Regions from separate parts of the Mus musculus genome. Here region 2 is linked to region 1. The links are chromatin loops, found by intact Hi-C in ENCODE. Cell type or tissue: left cerebral cortex. All regions are shown on one strand. Links, peaks and the distances in the headings refer to the core of each region. The heading gives the core; the rest is flanking DNA.

The links. Peaks named below come from ENCODE experiments on the same cell type or tissue, not always from the same donor. Only the 100,000 strongest peaks of a DNase experiment are listed, where the experiment ranks them.
Region 2: it touches region 1 in a loop (2.0-fold over the local background); 3 of 42 quality-filtered maps call a loop at or near these places.

What each region holds. Positions count from the first base shown.
Region 1 is chr2:164,175,683-164,184,016 of GRCm38, reverse strand. It overlaps Wfdc5 (WAP four-disulfide core domain 5), which reads left to right and starts at 1,275. Exons shown (of 4, transcript NM_145369.3): 1 at 1,275-1,448; 2 at 5,138-5,281; 3 at 5,376-5,540; 4 at 5,852-7,692. The coding sequence starts at 1,364. The coding sequence ends at 5,527. It overlaps A730032A03Rik (a long non-coding RNA gene), which reads right to left and starts at 6,433. Exons shown (of 4, transcript XR_003954086.1): 1 at 6,353-6,433. It overlaps LOC115486434 (a long non-coding RNA gene), which reads right to left. Exons shown (of 4, transcript XR_003954084.1): 4 at 6,605-6,895. In left cerebral cortex, for the core only: a CTCF peak has its summit at 3,653 (motif pointing right); DNase peaks (open chromatin) are centred at 3,660 and 7,799; H3K27ac peaks cover 727 bases.
Region 2 is chr2:164,339,200-164,347,533 of GRCm38, reverse strand. No RefSeq gene overlaps it. Among named protein-coding and RNA genes, the nearest start is that of Svs5, 11 kb to the right of the region's middle. In left cerebral cortex, for the core only: a CTCF peak has its summit at 3,603 (motif pointing right); no DNase peak of the experiment used is centred there.

The DNA of each region.
Region 1 (8,334 bases), core at 242-8,241:
ATTTAGCCAACCCGGAGCCATGTTGTATAGCCAAGCCAGCCCAGACAAAGGGCAGTGCCACTAGGTACCTTTGAAAGTGCCCTCCTCACGAATCTTTGTCGCTCTTCTATCCACAGGGTCCCAAGATGAAAGGCTAAGCCTGGCTTCATTCACCATGCCAACCTGAGCCAACTTCTCCAGAAAGAAACCCCAACCCTGGCACTTTGCAGTCCCCATTTTTTGGCACCATTCCTTGCCAATCGTGCTGATTCCCGCCCCTCCTCCAAGACACTGTGAGAGCTTCAAGACCTTAGAGAGTTGGGAAAGCAAATACCTCACTCAAACACCATCCTGCAGGCCGTCAATCAAGCCGAACACAGAAAGTACAGAAGCAAAAAGGACTTTGAGTCTTAGGAAATACGATCCTGGAGTTCAGAGTCTGGCTTAATGGTCTAAAGAAGGCAGGGGAGACGAGGGCTTCCCCTGGCACGAAGCGCTCACTTGCTACCAAGCAGTAAGGGCAAGGAGCTAGGCTGGGCCTAATGATGCATGGTTAGCTTCTCGGGAAAACTGAGGCAGGAACATCCCAACTCAGGGGACGGACTGAGCTACCGAGCAGCAAGTACACTAATCAGCCTAGGGAACTCAGCAAGGTGTGGCTGGTTTCAAAACTTAAAAAGTTAAAGAGATCAGGAATGCAACTCAGTGGTAGAACACTTGCCTAGCACTTGAGAGGCCCTGGGTTTAATCCCCAGTACAGGGGTTGGGTGGGTAGTCGGGATTAACAGGATTAGTGGCCAAAGGGAATCAATAGAAGAGTTTCATTCTTAGTAAGCGTATTCACAAAACAAGAAGTCAGTGTCATATCCTAGCACATCTTCATTCTCTGAGCACAACAAACCGGCCTGGTTCTACCAGATGTTCCAGATGGCTGTAGTCAGGCAGAGGGTGGAGAAGGCCGAGGTTCACATTCCCAGGCAGAGCCGGCCACGTGCCTTAAAGGAAAAAGTCTCTCTGTGTGGCTTTCATTATGACCCCTCTCTTCCTCTCCCCACAATATAGATGAGAAGACTGAGCCCCAGAGACGGGCAAGACTTACCCAACACTCAGAGGCCAAGTCAGCAATACAGGCAGAACTAGATCCATGTCCCTAACACAAGGAACCTTTGCTACCAGCTCTTTCACAAGCACCCCTTGCCCTAAGGACATCAGGCAGGGGTGGGAGGGTAGGAGGGTGGGAGGGACCCAGATCCGGGAAGCACAAGCCACCCTGGTCACCCTCTAGTCCTCTTCTGCTGACTCAACTGCTCTGGCATCTCTGAGACTGTAAATGTTAATCTGGGGGCCTCTGAGCTCTGAGCTTATTGGGTGCCACGAAAGAAACATGAGAGTCCAGAGCTCCCTCCTCCTGGTAGTCCTCCTGGCTTTGGAGACTCACTTGCCTGTTGCCTTGTGTAGAAAGAAGGGAGGTGAGTGTCATGAATCCCTGTGCTCTGAGCAGGTGGCTTCTGCCTTTCTGTGGAGAGTGGGGGGCTGTGGGAGAGCCAGTGATAAGTGGGGTGTGTGTTGTGTGTGTGTGTATGTGTGTGTGTCTTACTATCCGTCCGTCCGTCCGTCCGTCCATCCGTCTGTCTGTCTGTCTCAGTGCTCCCAGGAACCTGCATTTTGCATCAGGCTTGTTCGTGCTTGGGTCTTTACCTGTCAACTTGCCTGTGCCTACATTCACACCCGAATGTTTTTAAGGACACTCAGCTGTTTCTGTGTACATAGGTGCCTTCGTTTCTGTCTGAGCAGACCTCTATAGACACATGGTTATTGTGCCCAAGCTTACAGACAGGATGCATGTGTCACCGTGCCTCCCCGTATGGGGAAAACATCATGTGATTCCACCAATGGGGATTGTAGAAGGGACTTGGGGGCTAAGTAAAGAGTGTGGCTGCTGGGATCTGGGGTCTGATGGGAGGAATCTCTGCCTTTGTCTCTCTTGTTCCTTTCTCCAGCTTCAGTCCATTCCCATCCCTGATGAAGCTCGGGTTGGTTTGTTGACAGTGAGGGAGGCATAAGGGTTCTTCCACAGATGCCTCCCTGCGAAGGCGAGGCCATCCCTCCATCCTCCTCTGAGGCTGCTGGGCTTTGACCTACATTCACTTTTGGAGAGTTAGCCCTGCTTTAGGGGACAAGTATACAAATGGGGACAGAACCCGTCCTCCAAGACTGGGGCAGCCTGTGCGGTACAGGTAGATGGAGGTAGCGGGATTTACGTGGCACCCATTCCCTTTAGCCTGGATTATGCCTTCCTCGGAGGCACAGAGGAGAAGGCTTCCTCCCACGTGGAGGAAGAAAGGATGCTAGTAGGTTCCAAGGTCAGACCTTTTGTGGACTGTAACCCACTCAGCCATCACCCACAAGTCTTCACTACGGTGTCGTGAGCCAGCACTGTTTTTACCCCCATTTTACTGGTAAGCAAACCAAGGCATACTGCTTAACCAACTTCCAGTGCCGAAGACCAAGACAGTATCAAACGTGGTAACTGACGGTAGTACTTGTGAGTCAGAAAGGTTCCCTTCAGCAACTCACTCCCGTGAAACGGGGTCCACACTTTCCTCTCATGAGTAAATGGGGCCTTGAAGGATAAATGTCAGACATGGCTGTAAGTGTAGCATATGTGGAGATTCGGGGGAGCAACTGAGGGGTCCTAGGAGAACAGTCCTGACACCACACCCAGGGTGAGACCTGGCTCCACCAGAGCCCGAGCCTGCTCTACCTGGCCAGGTGTGACATCCTAACCAATACCCGTTCATGTCATTCCATCCTTTCCTGGTTTCTCTCCCGTGAGGCATCTGCCTGGCTCTCGGTAGAACTTCAGACACTGGCAGAAGGCAGTGGGGCTGAGGGAAGGAGAGCATTAGCTCGTCCCAGTGGAGGCTCAGCCACTTTTGTTTATACGATCCTATGCTCCTCATTCAAATGCCAGGGTGTTGGCAGTTGAGTAATTCCACTTAGAGATCTGTGTATGTATTCAGGGTGCGGTGTGCCATGCCCCTGACTTCACCAGCTTAACCGTGCCCATGGATGGCTGCCACACAGGTATGGAGTCTACATATCAGCTGTGGGGTGTGTGTGTGTGTGTGTGTGTGTCACAGAGAATGTGTCACAAGTAGGAAACCTGGGTGTGGAGGGAAGGTTAGGAGAGTGACCATGGTAGTGTGCACTCAGAGCCCTGCACACCTCTCTGTCCAGTCCAGACTTTGTGTCTCCACATTGTGGCACCGACAGTTTGTCTCACTTAGAATGCCAACTTTCTGTTCGCTCCCTATCAGTCTGATCCTTGAAGCCCAACCCTGGGGTCCTCCTGCAGCAATTCCCCTTCCTCTGTGTTGCAATCTATGCTGCACTCCCCACACATGCACTCCCCCCACCCCACCCCACACACCCACACACCCACCCACACACAAGACTCAACTTCCTTGATTAGAATTCAGACAGCTCCATTCGGCCCACTCTCCAAGGCCTGAGCACCTCTGTAATGGGATGTGAGCTTGGTATTAAATCCTGGTCTGTAGGTAGATAGTCTCCAATCACTCTCTCCCCTCCCCCCCCCCCCCCAACAGAACCCGTCTTCCTCCCCAAACAGCTAAGCAGCTTACTTTCCAGCAGGGGGCAGCAGTTCGACTTCAACCACCAGTTTAGGAACTAAAGCTGACAATGCAGGAGCAAAGGACCACCTACTATGTGCACAACCAGTGCCCAGGCAGGGACAGAGTGGGAAGAAGGTTGGCATGAGGCAAATGGAGCTGTCTGGACTCTAAGCAAGGAAGTAGGAGCTTTCACTGGGCTGGGGGAGCTGGTGGTGGGTAGGTCAGCGAGAACTTCTGGAATAGGGCCCCAGGGGATTACATTCAGAGTCCTGGATCCAACTGAAGTCTCTGTGTTGCTAGATTGAGCTGAAGTCCTAGGACCAGCCCCATCCCTATAGTTGAAAGCAGTCAACGCAGAACATGAAGATTAAAGAGAGCCAGAGAATCCTAGCCCAGCCCAGGCCCGTGTGGGCTAGGCTGGTCACTGTCCTTTACAGGCCTTAATCTCTGCCTCATTAGAAGACTTCCAACTTGTGCATGAAGCCTCAATGAGAAGACTGGTTAGGCCAACTCCAGGTCAGAGCCTTCCAGAGCTGTTCCAGAGAAAGGTTCAGAGACAGAGTTGATTCTTGAGTTTAAGCTATGCCTCTTCCAACAGAGGTGAGCACAGCAGCATAGAAGTGTCACCCGTAGCAAGAGGAGAGCACATACGCAACACGAGGCCTCCCTACAAATACTTCTCTTTCCAACAGCCATTATGCCCTTAGCGCCGTGCACCGTGCTGTGCTCATGATGAACAGGGCAAGCAGGTAATGAAGCTCAGCCTCCAGCACAGGGAGAGCAAACAGACAGCTCTAGGCACTCACCCCATTGCTGACCCAGTGCCACGGGCTCAGAGAAGCAGGGCCTTAAGAAGAAGGGACATTTCAACTGAAATCAATACACTGACCAAGTGGCCAGAGTGGAAACGGGTGCCAGGGAAAGCCTTGCTTCCTTGGCTTGAAGCAGCTCAGGAGCGATAGAGAACGAGGCCAGGGAGGTACCTATGGGCAGAGGCAAACTGCCACAATCTTGTCTGAGGTGGAAAATTTGTGTGCTTGTACATGTGGTGTGTGTGTGTGTGTGTGTGTGTGTGTGTGTGTGTGTACATCTAGGTATGTGTCTACAGGAGCACATGGGCGCATACAGATGTGGAGGCATAGAGCCCAGAGGACAACCATCTAGGATGTCATTTCCAACCACCTTGCTGAGACAGCTTCTCATTAACCTTGAATTCATCAGAACCTTCCCTCTTTTCTGTTTGTTTGTTTAGTTTTGCTTATTTGTTTGTTTGTTTAACATGGGTCTTGAGGGTCAAACTCGGGTCCTAATCTTGGCTGATTGATCTCCACAGCCTAAGTGTTTTAATCTCATTTTTCCTATCCATTATGCCACCTGAGTGTCATAATTAGCCCTCAATAGAAAAAAAAATCTATAAGACCCATCCTGGAGGCAAGCAAGAGACTGAGACAGTTGATCCTGCAATCCCCAACACAACCCTGAGCTGTGTCTAGCTAAGTGACGTGAGGTTTCTCGTACAGACAAATTGGGGGGTTGCCCACCAGACGATGGACTCTGCAACCAGAATACTCCTCCTGATCAGTGCTTGAATGACAAACAGTGTCCCTCTTCTTGGAAGTGCTGTCGCCGAGCCTGCTTCCTCCAGTGTATGCCTCGTGTCTTTGGTAAGTGCCCTCCCCACTGTGCCAACACCCAAACCTCAAGCAAGCCCCAGGACTGGTGGGCACAACCAGACTCAACCAAGCCCCTGTGTTGCAGTAAAGTCGGGCAAATGCCCCGTGGATCAACTTCGCTGCCTCAGTCCCACAAAGCACATGTGTAACAAAGACTCGGACTGCTCAGGCAAGAAGCGGTGCTGTGCCAGCGCCTGTGGCCGGGACTGCCGAGACCCCAGCAAAAGTACCATTTGAGACCCCAGCAAAGGTGCCATTTCCTCTTTCCTCCCGCCGAGCTCCGGGATGTCCTTCCAGGTCAATAATCTTAGCAGGGTACCTTCCTCAGAATGGCCAGAGCTGGAGAAGGAGGGTGCAAGGGCTCCCATTAGCAAGGCAGAGAAACTGGGTTCCTCAGGTCTCTTACTAAGTATGCTGGATATCAGCTTACCCTTCTGAAGGAGGTTGGAGAGACCTGTCTTAGCATCTGTCTGAGTTGGATTGATAGGCTCTAAATAGAGGTGGCAGATTCAGAGTCCTGTTACAAAATAGGCGTTAACCCTTTCTTTTCCTTTTCTTTAGGCTAATTCTGGCTTACGATCTATGGCTCTGCACCCCAGGTGTGGTTCCCACCAGAAAGAGATCATGATGTGCCAGCCAGGGATCCTGCGACCCAGATCTTCTCTCCAGAGACAGTTGTGACCTTCTGACAAGCACTGGCCTGTTGTCAGCTCCCTTACAACTCATGCCTCCTGCATTCTCCTCTGAGTGCCAAGGTCCACACCAGACATCAAAAGCATAGCTCATCATTCGGCTCCGGCACCCCACACCACTGTTGTGCTGGGCTTCCCATCCCACCTCAGAACCAGTGTTATATCTCTCTGTACATTGTTCCCTCCACTTCAAATGCCAAGCCAGGCAGCCCCTTCTCTCCCGAGCCCTGAACCCACCTGCAGACTATCCTCCCCAAAATAATGTGTGTCCAGAAAGAATTTTCCAAACATCAGTCCATCCACACATGCTGCCTCAGTCCCCATCATCCCTGCAGAGCCACCCCGTAATGTGTAAAGTTGTGTGAAGTACCTCTGTACATCTACTCACTTAACGTCTTCATTTAAACGGCTCACTTTTGGATGTTAACAATTCATTTCCAAGGGATGGTGTGGGAGGGGAGGGCAGAGGAGGTTTGGTGTCGCTAAGGTAAATAAGATCTGCAAGATCAACGGACAGAGGCAGCATGGATCTTCGAAGCCAAGTGTAATGAAAACAATAATTCCATTGAGTTCATTCGTGCTTGATTTAAATAACACCGTTAAACTCTAGCTAATAGGGCCACCTGCCAAGGCAGAGCCTGATTCTGTTTTAATAAATGGAGATTAACAAGGGTTAAAGAGATGTCAAGAGATGCAGGATTCTGACTGAGACAGCTTCCTGGCAGAGTCAGGAGCAAAGAGAGAGCCTCTGACCCAGGGAGTCGATGATGCTTCATGTTGTAGCCAAGTGCTTGCTAAGACCGTTTGGATTGTCCCATATCCAGGAAAAGGGGCTCCAGCAGTTGGGATGTCATGTGTAGAGTACATCTGTCTCCACTACTGGGCTGTGTCTCACTTGCCTTGATTTCCCAGCCTAGAGTCAGGGCCAAACAAGGGTTTCTTGAGAGGACTCAGCAAGGGTCTGTCCATTCCTTGGACCCAGACAGCTGAGAAAGGAGGTGCCTTTTGTCTGATAGACTTGGGGCAGACTACTATGGAGGCGAACTTAAAAATTGTGTCTCTTCTGTCCTGTTCCCGTGGCCTTGCGGTGTAACCCAGGCGAGTCCTTCACCACTTCCCTTTGCAGTCTGGAAGATGGAGAGAGTGCCACTTTCTGGTTGCTACAGCCATTCTCACTAGATTCAAATGCCCGAACTGTTGGCTTGTAGTAACAGTTGCCAACAACATGGCTCCAAGGTGACACGTAGAGAAAAGAAAGCTTTCTGGTGTCACAGAATCTGTGAGCTCCTGGATATTTCTGAGCCTCCTTCTGGGCCTTGGTTGCTCCACCCATCACATTAACACAGATAATATAAGGGACCATAGTCTCTGCCCACCATGTCCCTTCTCGTCCTCAGACTCACTAGATAGTGTCTGTCCCATTCGTAGTTTATAAATTGCCAACTTGGCATAGCCTAGAACTGCCTGAAAGACAAGCTTCTGGACATTACCCTGATATGCTAATTGATGTGGGAAGAACCACTTTGATTGTGGGTGTGACCCTTCCCTAGGTATTAGATCCTGAACTGGACAAAACGATGCAAGTGAGCTGAGCATAGCATGTGTGCATCATCCATCACTCCCTTCTGAATGCAAATGTACTGTAACCAGCTGCTTCCAGCTCCTGCTGCCTTGACCTCCCCACCATAAAGGACTGTATCTTGAACTGTGAACTAAAATGAACCCTTTCTACCTTTCATTGCGTTTGTCAGAGTGTTTAGTCACAGCAACAGAAAGAGAAGCTAAGACAGCACGCCTACTAATTTGGAGCCTGGCTGGGAACCTGTTTGGGTAGGACTAACAGCCATAAGATACCATTCTTCTGGAAGCTTCCAGACTCTGCCACAAAAAGAGCTCACCCAGAAGCCACAGGCCTAAAGCTGAGCTATATCTCAGCCAAGTCCCACACTTGAGGGTGGGAGTACTTAATACTTGTGGCAGGAAGTCACAGGGATATGGGACTGTTGGTGACACAGCAAAAGCCTGCTAGAAACTGTTAGTCTGGAGAAAGTGCCTCCCCTATGCTTCCCCCTGTCACAGCTTTTACTCTGCCACCTGCAGAAAAAGAACCTGGTGCTCCCGTTTAACAATGGAGAAACAGCAGCTTTTAGACAGAGACTTGACCGAGCTCTTAGTTGGGCAGTAGCCAGAACTTAATAATGGCGTTCTCTTCCTTAGATAACAATGAATCCAGACAAGAGCTAAACACTATGGAGTCACCACCCAAGACCCCCGCATCCTACCATTCATATGGACAAATCCCACCGATGGCTCCCAGCCCTACTGGGTCCTGTTTCACAGATTAAGAGAACT
Region 2 (8,334 bases), core at 257-8,256, 160 kb before region 1:
CTTCTTCCTCTTCCACCACCTCCTCCTCCTCTTCTCCCCCCTCTTCCTTCTTCTGTTTTTTTGGGACAGGGTATCTCTGTGTTGCCCTGGCTGTCTTGGAATTCACAGGCCAGGCTCCCGTTTGTATTTATTTCCTTCTCACATCTATCTAATTTTGTTTTTTAAAAGTTTTTTCATTATTTGGGTTTTCTTTTTATTAAATGTTTTTTAATTGAAATAGAATTGTATCACTTCTCCCTCCCTTTTCTCTCTCAAGCTCATCTCAGTCACCCGCCCTGAACGCTTCCCAGGCTTCTCACCTTCCAATTGATATCCTCTTTATCTTTGACTATACTCATCACACACAGGCACACACATACCCAAAATATATACATGTGTATGTACAAATATGTGAGTCATGTGGTCACCCATGGATTCCAGTCAAACCAGCAATTGTTGGCCCATTAAAATGTATTATTTATAAGGGCCAACTGTTATTTGGATGTATAGCTATAAGTCATTAAAGGAATCAGATAATTTGTTTATAAGTCTATTGTTTTCAGATAAAGCAGAGCTAGTAAAATTTGTTAGAGTCCAGTCCCCCCTCTCTCTCTATAATATATAACATATATAATACATAAATATATAGTGCTGAGTTAATCTGTTGATTGGGTGATAGATATGGCTTCAGGGGTGACCACTGTGTTGGACAAACAATAAGAGGGCTCATTCACAAGAGAGGCTAATTCTTCTTCTCCCCGCAGACTAGAGTAGCTTGTGGTTCTTTCTTTAAGGGTGGGACTTCACACAGTTTTTCTTCTCCTACATTAACATGCTGATCGACATTGCTATTGTTCTGGTCTTGTTTCTGTAGCCATTTTAGGAGAGGCTGTTTCACTTCAGACTTCCTCCTACTCTGGCTCTTACAATTTTTGCACTCTTTCCTCTGGCATGGTACCCTGAGCTACGGATGAGGGAGCTGTGGTACCAATGTATTTTTGGGGTGCTGGGATCTTTATACTGTGGGTCTCTGCTTTGTGTCCAGTTGTGGTTTTCTGGGATGGTCTCTGTTTGCTGTAGAGAGAGGCTTATCTGATGAGAGGTGGTAGCTACACTGATCTCTGGGTATAAGAACAAGATGCAGAGAAATTATGCTGGCCTAGCAAAGCAGTGGTAGTAGATTCTTTTCCTTTTTATTTATTATTTAATTTTATTTTAAGATTTATTGAAGCCTGATAAACAGCTTCAATGAAGTAGCTGGATATAAAATTAACTCAAACAAGTCAATGGCCTTTCTGTACACAAAGGATAAACAGGCTGAGAAAGAAATTAGGGAAACAACACCCTTTTCAATAGTCACAAATAATATAAAATACCTTGGTGTGACTCTAACTAAGGAAGTGAAAGATCTGTATGATAAGAACTTCAAGTCTCTGAAGAAAGAAATTAAAGAAGATCTCAGAAGATGGAAAGATCTCCCATGTTCATGGATTGGCAGGATCAATATAGTAAAAATGGCTATCTTGCCAAAAGCAATCTACAGATTCAATGCAATCCCCATCAAAATTCCAACTCAATTCTTCAACGAATTAGAAAGGGCAATCGGCAGATTCATCTGGAATAATAAAAAACCTAGGATAGCAAAAACTCTTCTCAAGGATAAAAGAACCTCTGGTGGAATCACCATGCCTGACCTAAAGCTGTACTACAGAGCAATTGTGATAAAAACTGCATGGCACTGGTATAGCGACAGACAAGTAGACCAATGGAATAGAATTGAAGACCCAGAGATGAACCCACACACCTATGGTCACTTGATCTTTGACAAGGGAGCTAAAACCATCCAGTGTAAAAAAGACAGCATTTTCAACAAATGGTGCTGGCACAACTGGCGGTTATCATGTAGAAGAATGCGAATTGATCCATTCCTATCTCCTTGTACTAAGGTTAAATCTAAGTGGATTAAGGAACTTCACATAAAACCAGAGACACTGAAACTTATAGAGGAGAAAGTAGGGAACAGCCTTGAAGATATGGGCACAGGGGAAAAATTCCTGAATAGAACAACAATGGCTTGTGCTGTAAGATCAAGAATCGACAAATGGGACCTCATAAAGTTGCAAAGCTTCTGCAAGGCAAAAGACACCGTCAATAAGACAAAAAGACCACCAACAGATTGGGAAAGGATCTTTACCTATCCTAAATCAGATAGGGGATTATATCCAATATATATAAAGAACTCAAGAAGGTGGACTTCAGAAAATCAAATAACCCCATTAATAAATGGGGCTCAGAGCTGAACAAAGAATTCTCACCTGAGGAATACCGAATGGCAGAGATGCACCTGAAAAAATGTTCAACATCTTTAATCATCAGGGAAATGCAAATCAAAACAACCCTGAGATTCCACCTCATACCAGTCAGAATGGCTAAGATCAAAAACTCAGGTGACAGCAGATGCTGGCGAGGATGTGGAGAAAGAGGAAAACTCCTCTATTGTTGGTGGGATTGCAAGCTTGTACACCCACTCTGGAAATCAGTCTGGTGGTTCCTCAGAAAATTGGACATAGTACTACTGGAGGATCCCGCAATACCTCTCCTGGGCATATATCCAGAAGATATTCCAACCGGTAAGAAGGACACATGCTCCACTATGTTCATAGCAGCCTCATTTATAATAGCCAGAAGCTGGAAAGAACCCAGATGCCCCTCAACAGAGGAATGGATATAGAAAATGTGGTACATTTACACAATGTACTCAGCTATTAAAAAGAATGACTTATGAAATTCTTAGCCAAATGGATGGACCTGGAGGGCATCATCCTGAGTGAGGTAACCCAATCACAAAGGAACTCACACAATTTGTACTCACTGATAAATGGATATTAGCCCAGAAACTTAGGATACCCAAGATATAAGATACAATTTGCTAAACGCATGATACTCAAGAAGAACGAAGACCAAAGTGTGGACACTTTGCCCCTTCTTAGAATTGGAAACAAAACACACATGGAAGGAGTTACAGAGACAAAGTTTGGAGCTGTGACGAAAGGATGGACCATCTAGAAACTGCCATATCCGGGGATCCATCCCATAATCAGCTTCCAAACACTGACACCATTGCATACACTAGCAAGATTTTGCTGAAAGGGCCCTGATATAGCTGTCTCTTGTGAGACTATGCCGAGGCCTAGGAAACACAGAAGTGGATGCTCACAGTCAGCTATTGGATGGATCACAGGGCCCCCAATGGAGGAGCTAGAGAAAGTACCCAAGGAGTTAAAGGGATCTGCAACCCTATAGGTGGAACAACATTATGAACTAACCAGTACCCCGGAGCTCTTGACTCTAGCTGCATATGTATCAAAAGATGGCCTAGTCGCCATCACTGGAAAGAAAGGCCCATTGGACTTGCAAACTTTATATGCCCCAGTACAGGGGAACGCCAGGGCCAAAAAGTGGGAGTGGGTGGCTAGGGGAGTGGGGGGGGGGAGGGTATGGGGGACTTTTGGGATAGCATTGGAAATGTAAATGAGGAAAATACCTAATAAAAATATTTAAAAAAAAGATTTATTGATCATGTACACAGTGTTATGCCTGCAGGTAAGCCTGCAGGCCAGAAGAGGGCACCAGATTACATTATAAATAGTTATAAGCCACCATATGGTTAATTGGGAATTGAACTCAGGACCTCTGGAAGAGCAGCCAGTGCTCTTAACTGCTGAGCCATTTTTCTAGTCTCTTTATTTTAATTTTTAATATTTATGTTCATTGATGTTTTGCCTGCATGTATGTCAATGTGAGGGTGTTAGAATTTGGGTGCTGGGAATTGAACCTGAGTCCTCTGGAAGAACAGTCAGTGCTCTTAACTAAAATTCATGACTTCCTTAGTCCCAGGAAACTGGCTAGGTCTCTAGTACAGGCATGAATTCCCTCCTGTTGGCTGGGCCTTACATCCAGTTTGACAGGTGTTGGTTGCAACTGACACGTGGGCGCCACTTACACATATCTTTGCAGATATCTTTCTATGCTGGTCATGGCCTTGGCATAGATGTTGCTTCTGAGTAGATCTGCTTACTGGCTTCTTTCTACCTTTGGCAGCGTGTATTGTATGCTTTGGAATCATGGAGACCAGGCTGCAGGAAACAGACTTCTGTAATAAATCCGTGAGAGAAAGGTGCAGACCTTTTCTGCTCTAATTTTGTTCATTTGGATACTCTCTCTCCACTCATTCAGGAGCTCACTGGCTTGGGGCTCCCTCTACGCCCTACAATTATACTTTACAGCAATGTAAATAAGCAACTGAGCTTTACGAATTCATAGTGTGATTACAGATTGCACCACAAATTTATAAATATGTTTATTTAGATGACACACAAACAAAGTTTTAGGTAATAAGTGGATGCAAATGGAGACCATTGAAAGCACTAACGGCAGAGATTCGGGATGTGACAATGAGCCTGGCAGCTTTCGCTCTCTCCACCAGGGTGCTCACTGCCCCCCCCACCCCCATCCTCTCCAGGTTTGCAACACAGCATTTCCATTGGTGTGGATATTGGGTATCAATCTCATAGAGGGCCAAGAGAATCCCCACAGGCTGCTTCTAAGCTGTGATGAGCAATTTATCTCATTATTACACTTGGTGAATGAATACTCTATTCATGAAAATCAGAATTGTTCTTGATTTTTATTTTCGAAATATTTGGGGCTCCGATTGGAGTGGGAACAGGGCAGGAGAGTGTGCCCTTCGTTCTCAGATTGGGGGACACCTTCTGTGTTTTTACTGTTAGGTAATTTGTTCATTTGGCATCCTCTGTTTCTAGGTCGTGGGAGTTTACCTACAGGTTCCTCTGTAGTACAGAGATTTAAAGTCATCTGGGGAGGTAATGAAGGCATGTTGCCCAAATATTCACCTTCATTGTGTGACTGATCTTGAGTCACACAAAAGCCTCCCACCCCTGCCTCCCGGAGCTAGTCTCCAAAATAAGGAGGAGAAAAATCTTCAGTGCTTCAGGAACCATGAAAGCAGAGAAAAGACCAAAAGCTGGGTGGAATGTCATTTGACAGAGTAGACATGGTGACATTGTCTTGCTTCTACCATACTGCTTTTCTAGTTCTGAATGTGATTCATTCAGTAGATCTTGTCCTTTGGCCCGACAGAGGCCTCCTCTGGGAGCAATCTTTTGCTCCAGGGCCCATCACTGGCTGGCACAGGTGTTCTCAGGTCACTCTGGCCTTGATGGATTCTGCTTAGCTCTGTTTCACAACAGTGTCGCCAAAGGTAACATTGAACTCATCTGTATCCCGCTGCATCTGCTTTCTAAGTGCTGGGATTATACGCTTGCATCGCCATGCCTGGTTCATTTTTTATTTTCGAAGTAGCGTTATATTAGTTAGGACATAGTCAACCTAAATCAAATATCTCTTTTCTGTATATGAACTATGCTATCATAGAGTTAATATAACATGAGAATATTAACGTTGTAAATGATGTAAGATATATGTCCATTTCAACAGGAAAAATTGTAAGGAAATATGGACACATGTTCTAAAAATATCCAGAGTTGGGAAGAGCCAATTATCTTATGAATAGAAAAAAATTCATGTTGCATCATGGCTGTATTCACTGGAGATGCAGAGAGAGTAGACAACACATCTGAGCCCCAGTACAGGGGAACGCCAGGGCCAAAAAGGGGGAGTGGGTGGGTAGGGGAGTGGGGGTGGGTGGGTATGGGGGACTTTTGGTATAGCATTGGAAATGTAAATGAGCTAAATACCTAATAAAAAATGGAAAAAAAACAAAAAAAGAAAAAATTGCATTACTCAAAAAAAAAAAAAAAAAGAATAAACCTAATGTTTGTAACTAAAGAGATGGACACAACTTCTATAATCAATGTGGTAATTGTCTCTGGGCTCTGAGCATCTTTCTCTCAGCTATTTTGATAAGGACAAGGTTTCTGCCATTTCTCATGTTCAGAGTCTCGATTCTTTTTCTCCTCCAGCATCAGATATTTTCTGCACTAATGTCTTGGTCTCTGTCCCTTGGCTGTGAAGAGACACCAATACCATGGCAACTCTTACAAAAGAAAGCCTTAGAGTTTCAGAGGTTTAGTCCCTGATCACCATGGTGGAAAGCAGAGATGGTGCTGGAGCAGTAGCTGAGAGCTTTACAACTGGGGGAAGGGGTTGGGGGAGAGAGAGAGAGGGAGAGAGAGAGACAGAGACAGAGAGAGAGAGACAGAGAGACAGAGAGAGAGAGACAGAGAGAGACAGAGACAGAGAGACAGAGACAGAGAGAGATGCAGAGAGAGAGACAGAAAGACAGACAGACAGAGAGAGAGAGAGAGAGAGAGAGAGAGAGAGAGAGAGAGAGAGAGAGAAAGAGAGAGACAGAGACAGAGACAGAGACAGAGATTGGGTCTGGCATGGGCTTTTGAAACCTCAAAGCCCACCCCTAGCTACACACCTTCTCCAACAAGTCCACACCTCCTCCAACAAGGCCACACCTCCCAATGATTCTGAGTCAGTTTATCAACTGGGGTCAAACAGGCAAATGTATGAGCTTATGGGGACCATTCTCATCAAACAAGCACAGCTTAAGTAACTTTTTTTTTTGGCTCAGATCCTACCTGTAGAATCACAGAATTGATTCATCCAGCATCTATAAAGTAAGGTCCATTATTAATATACTAGCATTTCCATGTAGGAACAGAGGACTTCATCTTGACTTTTAAAAAAGTTTACATTGAAGATAGACATGTTTCTGTGGTGCATTGAGCTGGAATACAAACTTTGACCCCTAGGCCAGTGATTTTTATTTCTCTATGCTGGTTTACGTTTCTGGAGGACTGGCTTTTTCTGGAATCTTCTTTGGATACTGAACCAGCATAGAGGGTGGAGGAAATTGTAGATCAGAGAAGTTCATGCAGGAAGATATTTCTTTATTGGAGGCCAAGTGTATGAGGAAGTTTAGAAATTCCAAGGAAAGCAGTTGTGAATAGGAGTTGTTGCTCATGGAGCAAAGATCTGGGAGCATGTATCTCGAAAGCATTACAGACTTCACTCAGGAAGATGATTCCTATGGAAGGAGGACTTTAGTGGTATGTGTACTGCAAAGGGTCTGGGGTTGGTTCCAGCTGGGTTAACCATTCCAGATTGGAATATGAGGGCTCTAATAGCGATCTGTCTCCCATGACTCCTGACACTTGCTGTCTCTGTAGATGAAGTGGTAATTTACACCCGCAGGGACATTCTTCTCCTTCTGGTTATTTATCTGTTCTCTCCTGACTGTAAATGCCCTACGGACACCCATGCTTCCTACCGCCTGTGTCTACTGTTCATCGTTCCTGAGTCACCAACAGTGGGCTTTCTTTGTAATTGTGTCTTCCCTATATTCTGCATCTAATGACATGGTCAGGTGGTTTCTATCCTTTAGTCTATTTATGTGGTCCATTGATTTACACATATTGAGCCTTCCCTGAATCTCTAGAATTAAGCCACTTGGTCATGCCACTTGGTCATGGTGGGTAATAGATTTATTTGATGAGTTCTTGAATTTGATACACACTTTTTTGTGTGGAATATTTACATCTAACACATTGAAAATGAGTCAAGCCATAACAAGGACAGAATTGATAAAAAACAAATAGTTCAACTAGAATACTCAAAGAAAGATCTTGCAAGCAGAATGAGTCAAGCAGAAAATAGAATATCAGCACTCAGAGATAAAGGAGAAGATCTAGACCAAAGAAGCAAGGAATACGAAAAAAAACAAAACAAACAAACAAACAAACAAACAGGTAAAGAACATACAGGAAATGCGGGCTATGTTAACAAAAATCTTCCAATTATAGGCATAGATAAGGGAGAAGAATCTTGTCAATGGCACAGACCAGATCTTCAACAAGATCATAGAAGAAAACTTCCCTAAGCTAAAGAATGTCACATTCCTCTAGACACAAGAAGCACATAACACCAAGATAAGACTAGAAAACAAAATATCCACAGCATATCATAGTTAAAACATAGGGTATCCATAACAAAGAGAGTGCATTGAATGTGGCAAGAGAAAATCCAAAAGTCACATGTAAATGAACACCCATCTCAATAACAGTTGATTTCTCAGTGGGAACATTGGAAGCCAGAAGATCCTGGAGCAATGCATTCCAAGTCTTAAATGTCCACAATAGACAGCCTAGATTAATATATGAAGTGGAAATGTCTGGTTTCTTTGGAGACTCAGTTGTGTCATGTGATGTTTTCCTGGAAACTGTTTCATAAGAGGATGTTTTTGCTGAAGCAGACATGTGGGAGGATGTTTTGCTGAGAACAGACACGTGGTGTTTTCTGGAAGCC